2 separate regions of the Homo sapiens genome follow, and region 1 is linked to region 2. A link is an interaction called in ENCODE POLR2A ChIA-PET data of the cell type or tissue named here. Cell type or tissue: Panc1. All regions are shown on one strand. Each heading gives the region's core, and the rest is flanking DNA. Links, peaks and the distances in the headings are about the cores only.

The links. ChIA-PET counts read pairs that join two places held together with the same protein. Peaks named below come from ENCODE experiments on the same cell type or tissue, not always from the same donor. Only the 100,000 strongest peaks of a DNase experiment are listed, where the experiment ranks them.
Region 1: POLR2A ChIA-PET joins it to region 2 with 5 read pairs; 4 of 35 experiments call an interaction of 5 or more read pairs at or near these places.

Annotation. Positions count from the first base shown.
Region 1 is chr19:53,551,505-53,556,879 of GRCh38, reverse strand. It overlaps ZNF331 (zinc finger protein 331), which reads right to left. Exons shown (of 6, transcript NM_001079906.2): 3 at 972-1,035. Among named protein-coding and RNA genes, the nearest start is that of ZNF331, 16 kb to the right of the region's middle. RefSeq lists enhancers at 2,717-2,916, 2,987-3,036. In Panc1, for the core only: no CTCF peak of the experiment used is centred there; a DNase peak (open chromatin) is centred at 2,389; H3K4me3 peaks cover 2,082 bases; H3K27ac peaks cover 1,432 bases.
Region 2 is chr19:53,636,200-53,641,574 of GRCh38, reverse strand. It overlaps DPRX (divergent-paired related homeobox), which reads right to left. Exons shown (of 3, transcript NM_001012728.2): 3 at 4,561-4,979. The coding sequence ends at 4,587. Among named protein-coding and RNA genes, the nearest start is that of DPRX, 6.9 kb to the right of the region's middle. RefSeq lists an enhancer at 4,101-4,601. In Panc1, for the core only: no CTCF peak of the experiment used is centred there; no DNase peak of the experiment used is centred there.

The sequences.
Region 1 (5,375 bases), core at 276-5,275, 85 kb after region 2:
GAGCCAAGATTGTGCCACTGCACTCCAACCTGGATGACAAAGCGAGACCCCGTCTCAAAATAAAAATAAAAATATACAGCCACATGTGGTGGCACACACCAGTAGCCCCAGCTACTTGGGAGGCTGGGGTGGGAAGATTGCTTGAGCCCAGGGGGCTGAGGTTGCAGTGAGCTATGATCACACCACCGCACTCCAGCCTTGATGACAGAGTAAGACCCTGTCTCAAAAACAAAACAAAACAAAAACAATAAAAAAGGCCCAACATGGTGGCTCACATCTGTAATCCAAGCACTTTTTGAGGCCAAGGTGGGAGGAAAGCTTGAGCTCATGAGATCAAGACCAGCCTGGGTAACATAGTGAGACCCTGTCTCTAAAAAAAAAAAAAATTAAAAAAAAAAAGTTTGCCCTTTTAGTCACACAGTCTATGGTACTTTGTTATCACAGACTGAATCAACTAAGACAAGAATTAAGAGGTGTGTGCAAAATAGACAAGAGACAGTTTAGTACAGAGAATATGTGCTTAATAAATGTGACCAGGCTCCTCTCTTCCTTCACTGAATAATCAGTCGTCATCTTGGATAGGATATTTACAAAACGTCTAATTCAATAGGATTTCCTTTTTTTTTTTTTTTTTTTTGAGATGGAGTCTCGCTGTGTTGCCCAGGCTGGAGTGAAGCGGTGCGATCTCGGCTCACTGCAAGCTCCGCCTCCCGGGTTCCCGCCATTCTCCTGCCTCAGCCTCCCGAGTAGCTGGGACTACAGGCGCCCACCACCACTCCCGGCTAATTTTTGTATTTTTAGTAGAGACGGGGTTTCACCGTGTTAGCCAGGATGGTCTCGATCTCCAGACCTTGTGATTTGCCCACCTCGGCCTCCCAAAGTGCTGGGATTACAGGCGTGAGCCACTGCGCCCGCCGACTAAGTCTCATAAACACATATGATTTAATTAAAAAAAAAAAAAAGATACTCACCTGACCTAAGATGTTTAACGATTCGTCTTCCTCCTCGGGGATGCTTTTTCTGAAGGATGCTGGCCTGGGGAAAACAGAACCAGAAGGGTAACACCTGCCATACCTAATAAAACCAATGAGAAATACGAGGCCCCGAGATGGAGTTTCTGGGAGATTCCTGAAGAGCACGCTGTGGTAACTGAGATGATGAAGCGTGGAGCTGCCCCTCTCCCTGTCTCCCACATCAGGGACGTGTCCCTCTACAGGAGGAATTCTACTCCTGAGGCCACCGTCTCCTGTCACTCAGGCGCCCTGAGTGGAGAGCACTTCTAGCTCTGAAAGCGTCACCTCATGGCTGTTTCTGCCTTCTTGTTGGTGAATTTCCTGGCAGGGCTCAGGCACTCCCGTCCTTCCGCGGCCCTTGTTCTCAGGCAGGTACCGCTTGGTTAGGAGGTGAAGGCAGGGGAAGCAGCAGAGACGCTGGAGCTACAGGTTGTGCTGTCACACACACCTGCGTCACCCAGAAGGCCCGATCATCCATCCCAGCACAGAGAAGCTGGAGCTACAGGTTGTGTTGTCACACACACCTGCGTCACCCAGAAGGCCCGATCACCCATCTCAGCACAGAGACGCTGGAACTACAGGTTGTGCTGTCACACACACCTGCGTCACCCAGAAGGCCCGATCACCCATCCCAGCACACAGAAGCTGGAGCTACAGGTTGTGTTGTCACACACACCTGCGTCACCCAGAAGGCCCGATCACCCATCTCAGCACAGAGACGCTGGAGCTACAGGTTGTGCTGTCACACACACCTGCGTCACCCAGAAGGCCCGACCAACCATCCCAGCACAAGCCTGCACTGATGGCTCAGCCTCACCACAGCACACACTGGCCTGAGACACATCTGCGCCCCTCATACCCACTAACGCCCAGCACGGCCACGCTGCCGGCCCCGCCACTCCACACAGTGCAAAGGCACATCCGTGGGCCACGGAGACCCGTCCTGATCGCCGCCCCCACATATCCCCCAGAGCGCACCTCACAGAACAGAGTCCCGGGGACGCACTGCCGAGGTTCACAGGTGCGGGTTCCGTCGCCCCAAAGCCTCGGGAGCACCCCAGCCCTAGTTATGGGGAGAGCCCGGCTGCGTCACCCCACACCCTCTCCAGCAAGTGCGTCACCGCTAGAAGCTCCGTGCCCGTCTCCCCTTGGAGCCATGGGCGCCAATCTCACCTGCGCGGACTGGCGGAGACACAGCGGTTGCGTCACCGGTGCAGAAGCGCACCGAGCACGGCCCCCATCACCCCCAATGACGCTTGCGTGCACCCGTGTCACAGTTACGGGAGATAGAGCCGCCGCGTCAGCCTCGCACTCCCACGCAAGTGCGTCACACAGTCGGTCCCGCCACCCATGGAGGCCAGCGCGCATGCGCACCCCGGACTCGGGAGGGGCCTCCCGCACCCAGCGGCCGGAGCGCGCAGGCAGCAGCAGAGCCCGACACGCATGTGCGTGCACACAGATCCTGACACGCATGTACACCCAGACCGCGACATGCACGTGTACGCGCACACAGACCCCCAACGCATGCGTGTGGCCAGACCTTGATCCGCATGTGCGACCAGACCCCGACACACATGTGCGCGTGCACAGACGCTGACACATGCACACACTGACACGCGTGCGCGCCCTTCCCACTCCTTCCTTCTTTGGCCTCTCCCGAAGCCACAGGCGCACTCGGCGGTCCCCCTACCCCCATGCTTGGCGCGCACCCCTGGGTTCCTCCTAGGAAGCGAATGCCCTACTCAGGCCCAAACACACAGGGGCTTCGGGAAGGGGTGAGAGGCTTGAGGAGGGCGATGTCTGGGGAAACCAGAGCCCCAAGCCCCGTGTCCCAGCATGCAGCGCCTTAAGTTCCTGGGGGGCCTCTGGGAAACGTAGTCTGGGCCGGTCCCAGGCAGGGGCCTCAGGGCGCGTTCCAGGCAGGCAGCCCCACACTGAGTCCATCTTGCTCCCTGCAGACGCCCGTTCCCGGCTGGGAGAGGGGCTGTGTCACCCCAGCTGGGAGCCCGTCTGGCCTCTGAGTGGGGTGATGCCGGGTGAGCCATGGCTGTCATCAGAAGGGTATCCTCTCCTAGCCCCTCTGGAGCATCACCTGGAATTCTCTGCAGGCCGCCAGCACAGGCTGCCCGAGGTGCTATTCGGTGTCCCTTGCTTGCTGGATTGTAAACAATGTACAGGCAGCAGTTATGCCCAGTTAGTCCCGCTCTCATTCCAAGTACTAATGTCACAGGGTCTACAGGATGTTGCAGGTACTACTTAACCACAGTCTCATTTTGACTCAAAATCCCACTTTTTAGAATTTATCCCAAGGAAATAGCTAGAGTAGTACACACATGTATGCCCAAGATGTTTGGAGATTATCTTGTGTGGGAAAGTTTTTCTTTTAAATTGATACAACCGTAGATTCTTAGGTAGTTGTACACATAATACTGAGAAAGCCTATGTATCTTTCACCTGGTTACACCAATTGGTGATTATAGTATACAGTATAATATCACCGCCAGGACATTCACAATGACATCATCCATTGATGTTATGCAAATTTCAAGACACTAATTTTTTTTTTTTTTTTTTGAGATGGAGTTTCACTCTTGTTGCCTAGGCCAGGATTACAGGCATGAGCCACTGCACCCAGCCAAGACAGTAATTTTTAAAAATGAAAATCTTGCAGAAGATAGAGGAAAATATCACAGTAGAGTACAGAATAAATAAATTAGTCTGTTATATAATGGCATAAAATACATTTACTAATAGTGATACTGATTCATGTAAATTGAAAGACGGTATCATTAATTACTAAGAGAGGAAGGTAGGTTTGAAAGGGTATGTATAATTTGGGAGGAGATATTTTGGTGAAATTAAGAACATAGGCTCTATGTTCTTAATTTCTATAACTTTCAGAATGTGAATCTGAGCTCTAACAGTTATTAACTGCTTGTTTCCTCACTAGTAAAATTGGGATAATAATACTATAAGGTATGACTGTCTCAGCTATTAAATATCAGAATATCTAATACATACGGCAATATGTAAAGATTTTTTAAGTTTGTGGTTACTATTGAAGATCAGTAACATTACACTGATCCTGAATCCAGTTTTAAAAAAGAAACTCATCTGCTGTTTTTAATTTTTTTGAAACAGGGTCTCGCTTTGTCACCCAGGCTGGAGAGCAGTAGTGCAATCTCAACCACACTGCAACCTCTGCCTCCTAGGCTCAAGTCATCCTCCCACCTTAGCCTCCCAAGAGCTGGGACTACAGGTGCACGCCACCACATCTGGCTAGTTTTTGTAATTTTTTTTCTTTTTTTTTTGGTAGAGACGGGGTCTTGCTATGCTGCCCAGGCTGGCCTTGATCTCCTGAGCTCAAGCAATCTGCCTCCTTGGCCTCCCAAAGTGCTGGGATTACAAGCAAGGGCCACTGCACCCGGCCTGCTGTTTTTTTCTTATGCTAAAATATGTACTTGTCAAACCAGCTGTCAATATAGCAAATGCTAACTAAAAGGAACTTTCAGAGCCTGATGTTAAGAATGAAATTTGTTTTGTTTAAGCATGTTAGGTAAAAATATTCTAAGACACATAAGGAGGAAATGTTCCCTCTCACAAGCGAGTAGGGGAACAGAGAGATGATTCTGCATCAAAAATTGTGCTCAAATAATATGATCTTAGAAGATGCCAAACTGGGAACATTAGCAAGAGGATGAATCATGTGTTCCATGTGTTATAGGACATTTATGCAAACCATTTTAATTGTCATCGTACTCAATTTCACTGATCTTGGATTTGTTATTTGTATAGTGGGTATTTTTTACTTGTACATATAATCATGGAAATGTTACTTGTACAAGCAGATTTGTAAGGCAACAGGCGTCAGTGATTACTGTCATGGTCTTTGAAAGAACCATTAAAATCATAGAAAATTTAATTCTGAAAGGCTGTAGAGCCATCCCTCAGTATCCAGATTTGTTCCAGAACCCCCCTGAATATCAAAATCCTCGAATGCTTCAGACTCTTATACAAAGTGGTATAGTATCTGCATATAACCTATCCACATCCTCCTGTACATTTTAGATTCTAGATTCTTTATAAATTATCTTATATGCTATGCTAATAATTTTCATACTGTATGGTTTAGAATAATGAGAAGAAAAGTCTGTACATGTTCAATACAGATGTTAGCATCTGTAAAATAGGATGCAAACCTCCTATTTTTTTTCCCAAGGATATTTTTGATCTGTGGCTGAATCCACAGATGCAGAACTCATTCCAAGGGTGCACTATATTTTTTGATAATTTGTTGCCATGGGATTAGTTTCAGATGATGTGTCTCTACTCCTATAAGGTGTAAATATATGAGAGGTTTTC
Region 2 (5,375 bases), core at 293-5,292:
GCCACCGCACCAGGCCTTGGGAGACTGAGGTGGGAGAATCGCTTGAACCCAGGAGGTGGAGGTTACAGTGAGCCGAGATCGCACCACTGCACTCCGGCCTGGGCGACCAGAGTGAAACCCTGTCCCACAAAAAAAAAAAAAGATAAACTAATGATTCCTTCTAGGGAGATATAGATGATATCAGAGAGCACATTTTGTAAGAACACATAACAGAGTGAGAAAAGCCCCACCGTAGGGGAATTACCCTCCCCGCCCATTCATCAGGTGAGGAAGTTGAGACCAGGAACAGTGGGGACACGAGGGGTGGCTTCAGTCAATAGTTCGCCCAGGGAGGAGGCTGGGTGCAGGGCCAGCATCGGTGTCTCCACGTATTCACAGCCCCTGGACTGGGAATTCACACCCAGCCCCCTAGACTATGGTTCACACTCATACCCTAGCTGGCTGGGTGCAGTCCTCGCCCTTTTCCCTCCTGTTTCCTCTGGGAACTTTCTCTGGGAACTTCTTTCTCTCTCTCTCTCTTTTTTTTTTTTTTTTTTTGTAGAGATGAGGGTCTCACCATGTTGGCCAGGCTGGTCTCCAACTCCTGGGATCACGCGATCCTCCTGCCTTGGACTCCCAAAGTGCTGGGATTACGGGCGAGAGCCACTGCACCTGGCCGGAATTTCTCTTTTTCGTCTTCCCTAAGAAGTCTTGAGTCTCCAGACGGCTCAGGTTTTGATTGTACCTCCTGGGTTTTGAACTTTGTTAAATACAACCCCAGGGAAAAATCATGCCCACACCTGGGAAGCATGCCCCTGTCTGGTCTCAGAGTCTGGGTTTTAACAGCTCCCCAGATGATTCTTATTATTCTCACGTTGGGGAAATACTGGGCTAGAAGGTGATGAGAGGAAGACAGGATTTGATGTTAGTGAAGCCCTTCTCCAAAGATGCTTGGAAGCTGTTCCTTTTCTTTTCTTTTCTTTCTGTTTTTTTTTTTTTTTTTGAGATAGAGCCTCGTTCTGTTGCCCAGGATGGAGTTCAAGGGTGCGATCTCGGCTCACCACAACCTCCACCTCCCAGGTTCAAGTGATTCTCTTGCCTCAGCCTCCCGAGTAGCTGGGATTACAGGCACACACCATCACTCCCAGATAATTTTTGTATTTTTGGTAGAGACGGGGGTTTCACCATGTTGGCCAGGCTGGTCTGGAACTGCTGACCTCAGGTGATCCGCCACCTCGGCCTCCCAAAGTGCTGGGATTACAGGCATGAGCCACTGTACCCGGCCTCTGTCTCTTTCCCTTTGTCTTCATCTCTGTGTCTCCCTTCCCTCTCCCTTCCTGTCTCCCTCTCTCACTTTCCTCTTCCCCTACTTTCTCTTCCTACCCCCTCCCCTTCTGTTTCTCTCTCTCTTCCAAAAATGTATTTTGAAAACATACTTGGTGACAGGCACTGTTATGGGAACCGCGACACAGTGGGGAATGACTGGGGTCCCTGCACACTTTAAAGAGTGAGGTTCCATGGCCAGGCGCAGTGGCTCACGCCTGTTATCCCAGCACTTTGGGAGGCCGAGTTGGGCAGAACATTTGAGGTTAGGAGTTCGAGACCAGCCTGGGCAACATGGTGAAACCCCGTCTCTACAAAAAGAAACAAAAAAACAAACAAAAAAAAACACCATAAAAATTAGCCAGGTGTGGTGGTGCATGCCTGTAATCTCAGCTACTCAGGAGGCTGAGGTGTGAGACTCGCTTGAACCAGGGAGGCGGAGGTTGCAGTGAGCCGAGATCATGCCACTACATTCCAGCCTGGGAGACAGAGTTAGACTTCACCTCAGGAGAAAAAAAAAAAAGGAAAGAAAGCTTTATAGCAGAAAAAAAACGAAGTCTTCAGATATGTCCTGACCAAAGGCTGCTGACGTTGGGAGGCCGCCAGGGAGCTAACCAGAAGTAGGATCCTGTGGGATTGTTTAGCCAAACATTGGGTTTCTCTGGTTGGTCCTAAATTGAAATCAAGGTTGGGGGATGGGCACAAAAACTAGGGAAGCTACGAGTGATGGATCAAGCCCTGGGCATTTGGGGCTGATTGCTGCAGAAATTGTGACTTGGTTTCTTGGACTGGTGGTTGTACAAGTTTTGGGGTTATGGTTCTTTTTTAATTAATTGTAGAGGCTGGGCATGGTGGCTCAAGCCTGTAATTCCAGCACTTTGGGAGGCTGAAGCAGGTGGATCACCTGAGGTCAGGAGTTTGAGACCAGCCTGGCCAACATGATGAAACCCCATCTCTACTAAAAATACAAAAATTAGCCAGGTGTGCTGGTGCATGCCTGTAGTCCCAGCTACTTGGGAGGCTGAGGCAGGAGAATCACTTGAACCCAGGAGATGGAGGAGGTTGCAGTGAGCCGAGATCACACCACTGTACTCCAGCCTGGGCGACAAAGCGAGACTCCTTCTTTGTGTTTTTGTAGGGACAGGGTTTCACCGTGTTGCCTAGGCTGGTCTCAAACTCCTGAGTTGAAGCAATCCACCTGCCTCAGCCTCCCAAAGTACTTGGATTACAGGCGTGAGCCACCGTGCCCAGCCTGTTTTTGTTATTCATTTAATAATTTTTCTTGATAATGTTTGTTTTGATATAGGGGCTCGCTCTGCCACCCAGGCTGGAGTGCAGCGGTGCAATCACAGCTCACTGCAGCCTCAACCTCCTGGGCTCAAGCAATCCTTCCGCCTCCCCCTCCACCTCTGAAATCCCCTGGGATTACAGGTGTGGGCCGCCGGGCCGGCATGCTGTTATTAAGATTGTTTTTAACATTTGTCCTGAGCCCCAACCCATCAAATATTCGCCTATGGCTAAGCAATGGCTGCCGCCCATTTATCTATTATAGGTTTGTCCTCTTTCTAGTCAGCCGTCCTATAGATAAGATGTATTGAGATACTCAGTCATAGAAGCTGCCGCTGGCACCACCCAATCCAGACCTTTCTCTTCCTTTGATTCTATCTGAAATTACTCAACTCCAAATCCTACAGTAGGTTCCTTTTTTTTTTTTTTTTTTTTGAGATGGAGTTTTGCTCTTCTTGCCCAGGAGGCTTGGAGTGCAATGGCGCAATCTCGGCTCATGGCAACCTCCCCTTCCCGGGTTCAAGCAATTCTCCTGCCTCAGCCTCCCCAGTAGCTGGGATTACAGGCATGCGCCACCATGCCTGGCTAATTTTGTATTTTTAGTAAAGACGGGGTTTCTCCATGTTGGTCGGGCTGGTCTCGAACTCCCAACCTCAGATGATCCGCCTGCCTCTGCCTCCCAAAGTGCTGGGATTACAGGTGTGAGCCACCACGCCGGGCCAGTAGGTTCTTTCTAACACACTCATGTTTATTTTATGTTTAAATTTTAATCTATTTATTTATTTTGAGACCAGTATATGAGACTGGCTAATTTTGATGTTTTTGGTAGAGATGAGGTTTTACCATGCTGGCCAGGCTGGTCTCGAACTCCTGGGCTCAAGCCATCCGCCCGCCTCAGCCTCCCAAAGTGCTGGGATTACAGGCGTGAGGAACATTGGCAGAGGACCAAGGTTCAAGGGGATGGAGATTCTCTGATGGTTGCCAAGTTGCATCAGAGTACAGCCAGGGAGGTATAGGAGAGCTTGCTTTTTCTGAGAATTTTCTAGGAACTTGAGATTTTTAGGAATTTTGGGGGTGGAATCCCAATTGACTCAACTCTCAGAGAGGGAATGCTTTAGGTTCTCCACAGGGTGATTTTGTGTTGCCAACCTCCAGGCCTTGAGGAAGGGTTCGCATTGATTCAAAAGGCTAGGTGGACCTGACCTATATGCCCAGGCATTTTGAGTTTTAAGGACATTTTCTGGTCTTCCAAATATTCCAGCTGGTCCTCTGTGCTTTCTTGTTTCTTTTTTTTGAGACAGATTCTTGCTCTGTCACCCAGGCTGGAATGCAGTGGCACAATCCCCTCAGCTCACTGCAACCTCTGCCTCCCGGGTTCACGCCATCCTCCTGCCTCAGCCTCCCGAGTAGCTGGGATTACAGGCACAAGCCACCACGCCCGGCTAATTTTTGTACTTTTAGTAGAGATGGGCTTCGCCATGCTGGCCAGGCTGGTCCCAAACTCCTGACCTCAGGTGATCCGCCTGCCTTGGCCTCCCAACGTGCTGGGATTAGAGGCATGAGCCACCGCACCCTGCTAGGATGAGGCGTATGACGAGGGGCCCGGAGCTTCCATGCCCTCCCCGGATATGCCACCCTCCAGGTACGTCCGCATGCTTAGCTGTCAGGGATCTCTTCAAACCCTGTCCTCCTGGGTTTTGATGGATGCTTCCTTACCCAGACATGACTGATGAAACCACTGGCCAATGGTGATCAGCCTCACCCTCAGCTTCCTTCCCCTCCCAGAAGTTTGCCCTCTAATCCTACTGGGGTCTTTCCAGAGACCAGTCCCCATCCTGAAGCTATCGGTCAACATTAGCACACAAAATACAAAAAGATGGCACTTTGGAGACTCCATGGAACTCTGGAGCTGCTTTCCAGGAAACAGGCACGAAGACCAAACGCAAATGTCACAGTACCACACACACATCATTACAACATGTGACTTTTTGTATTTATCATCTCTCTCGACTTTGGTTAGATGAACAGGCAGGAGAGCCAGAATGGAAGCTTGGAGCGCAAACTTGGGATTCCAAAATGGGGTAGAGGCAGTATATATTAGGATCTCGGCAGCAGCCAAAATGGACTATTCTGTGGCCAATGAAGTCATTTGCAGGGACCTTGAGGTTGGGGTACAGGATGAGCTGGAATGAGGGGACTCGATGACCCGTGTACACCAGGCCGATCGGGTGAGCAGCGTTGGGCAATCTGGGTAGTGTGTCTGCATTTCTCAGGCCGACACTGGTGGAGACCCCACCCTCTGGTATTGGCGGTTGTGGAGTTTCTTGTTTTTGATGAATATGCTTGCATTTCGCTTTCTTGAGTTTTGCTCTGTGATTCTTGAACCAGACCTGAAGGGAAGAGAGAGAAGAGAATGGGGTGGAATTCAGATGACTTGTCATTCTATTTTTAAAAAATTTTTACTTTTTAATTTTTATTTTGTTAAACGTATTTTATTTATTTATATTCTTTTTTTTAACCTTTAAGTTTTTAACTTTTCTTTTTTTTTCCTTTTTTTGGCCCTTAAACTCTCCTAATATTTATTTATTTATTTATTTTTATTTTATTTTATTTTATTTTTGAGATGGAGTCTCACCTTGTCGCCCAGGCTGGAGTTCAGTGGCACCATCTCGGCTCACTGCAACCTCCGCCTCCCAGGTTCAAGCGATGCTTCTGCCTCAGCCTCCTGAGTAGCGGGGACTACAGGCTCACACCACTATGCCTGGCTAATTTTTGTATTTTTAGTA